Regions from separate parts of the Homo sapiens genome. Here region 2 is linked to region 1. A link is a loop called in an ENCODE intact Hi-C map of the cell type or tissue named here. Cell type or tissue: heart right ventricle. All regions are shown on one strand. Links, peaks and the distances in the headings refer to the core of each region. The heading gives the core; the rest is flanking DNA. Region 1 has its middle 120 kb from the start of NEBL. Region 2 overlaps NEBL (nebulette).

The links. A loop is a pair of places that touch in the nucleus more often than their neighbours do. Peaks named below come from ENCODE experiments on the same cell type or tissue, not always from the same donor. Only the 100,000 strongest peaks of a DNase experiment are listed, where the experiment ranks them.
Region 2: a loop joins it to region 1, with 2.5 times the contacts of the local background. A loop is called at or near these places in 7 of 110 quality-filtered maps.

Annotation. Positions count from the first base shown.
Region 1 is chr10:21,019,583-21,022,501 of GRCh38, reverse strand. It overlaps a transcript of NEBL not described here. Among named protein-coding and RNA genes, the nearest start is that of NEBL, 120 kb to the right of the region's middle. RefSeq lists an enhancer at 1,711-1,870. In heart right ventricle, for the core only: a CTCF peak has its summit at 1,721 (motif pointing right); no DNase peak of the experiment used is centred there.
Region 2 is chr10:20,890,486-20,893,404 of GRCh38, reverse strand. The region is part of intron 2 of NEBL (nebulette); the gene reads left to right. Among named protein-coding and RNA genes, the nearest start is that of NEBL, 5.4 kb to the left of the region's middle. In heart right ventricle, for the core only: no CTCF peak of the experiment used is centred there; a DNase peak (open chromatin) is centred at 1,214; H3K4me3 peaks cover 2,500 bases; H3K27ac peaks cover 2,500 bases.

The DNA.
Region 1 (2,919 bases), core at 309-2,808:
TGCTGGAAAAATGAGAATTGCATGTACATTTTCCTACCACGAATCTGACTCCGTGGGAGCTACAATATTTAATCTTTATTTCGCAAGTGCTAGCGTGCTTTGGGTAGGCTTTATCTGCACCGACAAATGATTACTGCATCAGCCTTCTCATGGGACGCCAGGGACAGGGATGCTGAAAAGAAACTTTTACCAGGAGAGTCGAGTTTGAAACAGTGAGGATGTTAGAGAAGCCACAGGAAGAGACACACGTGGATACCAGAAAGGAGAGGGGCTAGAAAGAAGCAAACAGGGAGGATGTTCTTTGAGGAGCAGCTCTGAGCTCTGTGGCTTTTGTGACCATGGGGTCACAGCAGCTAAAGGTGTCTCCTCAGCGCCAGCCGAACATGGGAGCAGTGAGTAGATGGGACAGCAGCTCTGAATCAGTGTTTGAGTCTTTACCTGCACACAGGGAGGAAATGCCATCTCCTCACCACCAGGGGAGTCATCTGTGAACATAAGAGGCCGCTGAATGTTTGCACAAATGCGACGACATGCCTTATAGGACACGCTGAAGTTTGACTGTAGCCAAGGCATGGGCTCCTTGTGTGGTTGTTCTGCTCCCTCCATCCCTTCGTTTCTTCTGTCCACAAGTATTTACTGAGGTCACACTAAGAGGCAGACACTAGCAGGTGCTAGCGATATAGGCAGGAATGCACCCCAGCAAGGCACAAGACAGCCCACTATTGCTACCACAGAACTTTCGTTGTACTGTGAGGCAGAGGCCTGCCAATAGGAAAAGCCATGAGCAAGATAAGCATTAGCACAGGGGCAGAAAAGTCCATCCAGGGGCCATTCCTGACCCAAACTTGGGAGGCCAGGAGAGCTTCCTGGAGAAAGTGACATCTAAGGCAAGACCTGAAAAATAAACACAGTTTATAAAAAATGGGCAGTAGGATGGGAAGAGGGATGGGTTTTCCAGGAAAGGGGAATAACGTGTCAGGGGAGCAGTGGGAACGAGAAGGGGGAACTCAGGGGACTGAAGTGATCCCTGCAGCAAGAGCATGCAGTTTTCACAGTGAGAAGTCTGCAGAGGCCTGGCCATGGGGGCCTTGGCAGACAGGAGGCCAGACTTTATTCCAAGATCAACTGGAAGCCGTTGAAAGGTTTTACTCAGGGGAGTGACGTGATCAGATTTGCATTTGAGAACATTTGTTCTCAGATGGGAAGGGCAAGACTGGCTAGTGCTGTAGTCACCTAAACGATAAATGTGGCCGACAATTAAAAAATGGAGTCAAGATGGAGACATATACACATATATACATTTATATAAGTAAATAGTTGAGATATATTTGCAGACAAGATCAATAGATTTGGTGAACGAGTGATTGGATGTGTGAGGAATCTAGATTACTCCCAGCTTTCTGACTTGGGCTACGGGGCACTAATATAATAAATGAAAAAGAAGATCCAGGGGAGGAACTTGTGTTATGGAGGGGTGGGGTGATGAACAGCTGTGTTTTGGACTGGTGGAGTTGTGCTGGGTATGGAATCTGCAAATGGAAATGCTATTGGATCTGAAACTCAGACTTCGGAGTAGTCAGCTCACAGAGAGGCCCCAAAGCTGTGGGAATGATGTGATCCCCAGGTGATGGTGTAGACTGAGAAGAGAAGAGATCCCAGGTGAGGACCTTGAGTGGGGAGATACACAGACTTAGGGGAGCCTGCAGGAGACAGGGAAGGAACCACTAGAGGGAGCAGCTGAGCCAGGGGTGTGTGTAAACCCGGGGAGACGACATTTCAAGATGGAGGGAGGCCGCCCAAGAGGAGGACTACAAGATGTCTGTTGGTTGTGTCCACAGAAAGTCATTATAACGGGCAAGAGAAACTTCTAGAAACGGAAGCCAGAAGCCAGTCATAGAGTTGGGGAATGAGTCGGAGAGGAGATGGGCAGGCACTGTGAGGTGAGGCTTCTTTGTCAGGAAGTTTGGTTGGAGGATGGATGATTTGGCACACATGCTGGAAGGGTGTGTGGGGTGCAGGAACGGTGGAGGTTAGGAGAACCTTGAGCATGGGTGAAGATGCGCTTAGAAAAGAGAAGTCAAGGTTAAGCTGTGGGAGAGAGTGAGGATGTCTGGGCGACAGAGCCATGAGAATGGGATGAGGTCTGGAATAATGACAGAGAGATGACCTTAGCCAAGCTCAGGTCCCTCTTCCACTGTGATGGGGTTGGGAAAAGGGGGGATGTGCAAAACAATGGGTGTGAAAGTGTTGTTTTGTAGCACAATATTTTAATTATGTCCTTTTAAAAAATTTCCCCACAGACACTACCCGAAGCAGTCCTTCACCACGGTGGCAGATACACCTGAAAATCTTCGCCTGAAGCAGCAAAGTGAATTGCAGAGTCAGGTAACTTCTAGAAGATTTGTTTTGTTCCCTTGGCCCTAAAGATTTTTCACAAGGCTGCTCTTCTGAGATTCTTGTCTTCGTACTGTTCCTGCTGGGTCACCAGCCGGTGTGGAGGCTGAAAGCAGGCCTGTGTGGGAATTCCGGGTGAAAGTGTTGAACATCTGTACTGTTCCCGGTCTTGAATTGTCCTGATATTCTCAGTTTTGTTATTCACGTTGGACTAGGGCAAGTAAATGAGTTCCGGTCAGAGTCAATGTTTCCCAACAATCTTGACTTATTTGGTCCTAAATATTTAAACACATTTTACAAATAGCTTTTCCACACCGCATATGTGGGGAAAAACAAGGTGTTAACTTGACCCAGTTGCAGTGTGTGTGCGGCTAACACCCCGTCTGTGTATCTCACACCAGCCAAGGGCTTTGTTTTCCTCCTGTCACTTTGTTCATATTTCTTTCATATGTCACATTGACAGCATGAACAAAGATGAGAACACCACAATTGGCTCCCGGTCAACCATGTTAGATGGCAACTTGC
Region 2 (2,919 bases), core at 188-2,687, 130 kb after region 1:
TTTTATTTTTCTGTTAATCACATAATACTATTATTTTCTCAGATATATTTTCACAGATATTCTCTCTGTCATATTTATTCCTGTTAGTCTAACCTAACATTATCTAATCAATCCCTTGAATAAGTTAAACCTATCCTCTCTATTGAGCATTCAGAATCCTGGATCTAGTAGTCTTCTGATGGGGAGTCATAAAAAAGATTGGGCAAAAGGGAATCTTTTGTATGTTTCTTGTAGATTAGGCAGAAAGAGCCTTCTGCAGAGCAGGTGGACCACATCTGCATGCAGCCTCTCAGTGTTTAGTTCAAGGCTGTTTAGGGTGTTCATCTGCATGGCAGCAGGAAGAATATTTTCCAGGCAAATGAACGTTGTTGTGGGTAAATCCTTTCAATGCCAAAAACATTAAATTCTGTGGTTACTCCTCCAGAGAAAGCTTAGATGGTATCAGAAAACCTGGGAGAGTGATCTTAGCTATGTCCAGCCCAGTTAAATAATGATGGAGCCATTGTTTTTCCTTCCAGGGTGTATTGAATTTAACTTGTATGATTTCACTTGTGAAGAGCCTTTCCAGATACTTTCAGTTAAGAATTCTTGTGAAAGGAAAGATCCGCAAACATCTCCATGTCTGTCATCCGATTTCAGCCTTTAGCTAATCTCATACTCATTCAAACAAACTTGGCCAGGAGGAGGAAGCGACCCTGCACTAAATTCATCCTAATTGTAATGGAGACGTGGGATTTGTGGGTGAGGGCAAAAGAGAAGGTCAATGTTTGGGACATCTTAATGATCATAAAGTCATCAATTTTGCCCTTTTTGTCTTTTGGTGTTGGGTTGTGTATTCGGTAGGAGTGCAGATGACTGTAAAAACAGGAAAACTCTAACACAATGGCTTAACAAGTAGGTTTTTGTTTCCCCAGCCTCCACATATAAAGCCCGGAGGTAGGTAGTTCAGGCTGGGTACTATGGGTGTTATCAGTCTCCCAGGCTCCTTTCCTTCTATTCTGTCGTCATTAGTATGGTGGCTTATTCCTTGGTAATGACATCATTGCTGCTGCCTTCCCTTTGATTGAGAAAGAAAAATGTGGAAGACAGAATGTCACAGGGTTGTGCAGCATCTCTCCCTTTGTACCAGAAACACTAGAAGCACTTCTGGGAAGATTTCCACTAAAGTCACAGAGAGTGTGGCTCCCCAGGCCAAACACTGGATGGCATGACCATGCCTGGTTTAGATCAGCTTGTCCTCTGGGGCTGGGCAGGAGCCTGGCTGCTCTCATTAATCCATCTGGGCTCTTTTAATAGGAGATAATGGGAGTGGCCAGTCTATCCAATAGATGGTGTCAACCCGAAATTGTAAGATGTAGACATGGCTGTAATAAAATATAGCAATCTATTCAGTGATTTTTATTTTACCTAAGATTTGTTTCATTGACCAATATAGTTCCCTTTCAATGATCATTTCCTGTTATCTTGGTGTAGGAAGGCTACTAATATGTATCTAATATTTATATAAATATTCCTTATGTATTTAAAAATCTAACATTCTTTGCTTATTGTCATTCATATTGCACAATTCACTTGAAATCACACATGATTGTGTGTGACTTCTAACAAATTGTACAATTTCTCTTGAATTGTACAATTGTAAAGGATCTTAAATTTTAAATACACCTTCATTTAAAATATACAAATATGTGTATCTTTTTAATAAAGACCCAAGAAAAAAAAATAGAGTCTACAATTAAGACTGAGCTATTTGTCTGCCTAACAGAAGAAGTAAATACCTCACCCTTATCCAGTCCTCCTGTCCTGAACGTTCTGCATGTGTCAGACTTTATCAGGAGGCTGTAGCCACAAGCACATACCACTGCAGTGAAGAATGTGAATGTGATGGGGAATAGATGGTGGCAAAAGATAAAAATAATGAGTCAAACTTAAGCCTAATGATAGGCTATTTTCTCTCACACTTAATTATATAACGGAGATACTTTTTTCTCCATATGATCAAAATAGCCTACTATTTATCATACTGCCATTAACAGTTTAATTACTAGTGGCTGAGGAGGGTGATTTGCAGGAACCTAAAATTATGGCTAATCTCTGAGAAGAAAAAAAAGTAATTTAGTGCTCAGATAAGATAAATATGTTCTCGTGTTGATTTCATGAATAAAGCAAATGTTTAATGTGGTAGGCATCTGATATCCAAGAGTCACAGCAGTGAAATATGGGATTTTGAAATAACTTCACTTAATCTGTATCTAGTTCTACCACAGGTTAAGTAATGCCCGTCAAATCAGGCTTGCATATGGGAAAATCTCCATGTACCATTAGTGTATAACATCAATATTATTCACATCCTCTAAGAACCAGGTAGTATATACAATTCAGCTCCACTTTTGGGTTATAATTAGGGAGAACATATAATTTATCATCTGAAACAGGAACACTTTTTCAGTTTAAGTATTTATGGTCTTGGGAGGATAAACACGAGCATATTACAGAGTGATACAACTTTTAGCAAATTACCTGCATCTTCTCAATGAGTCATAGTTTTGCCTTCCCAGTTTCCAGATTGTGCAGCAATTAGTGTGACAGTGTGATTATACTTTAGGTCCTTCTCCACATTTCCTGACTTCTTTTGGGCTCAAATATCCACCCGGGTCTTCCCCCGGCATAACAATTCTGGCCTATCCCCAAAGGGGAAGAGAGTGAGTCATTTGACTTGTGAGTTGCAGAGAAGAGATGAGCAGGTTTAGCTAAGCCTCACTGGGCTTTGTCTTGCTGATCTCCAGCAAGAAGGCCTTCTGGAATGATCTCCACCACATAGCAAGCTTTCTGGGCAGGTTCAGTTCTTCTCTGCGCTCAGGAGGAGGATTGGGAAGCCTATGGGTGCTCATAAATTGGGAGGAATTAGTAACAGGAAGC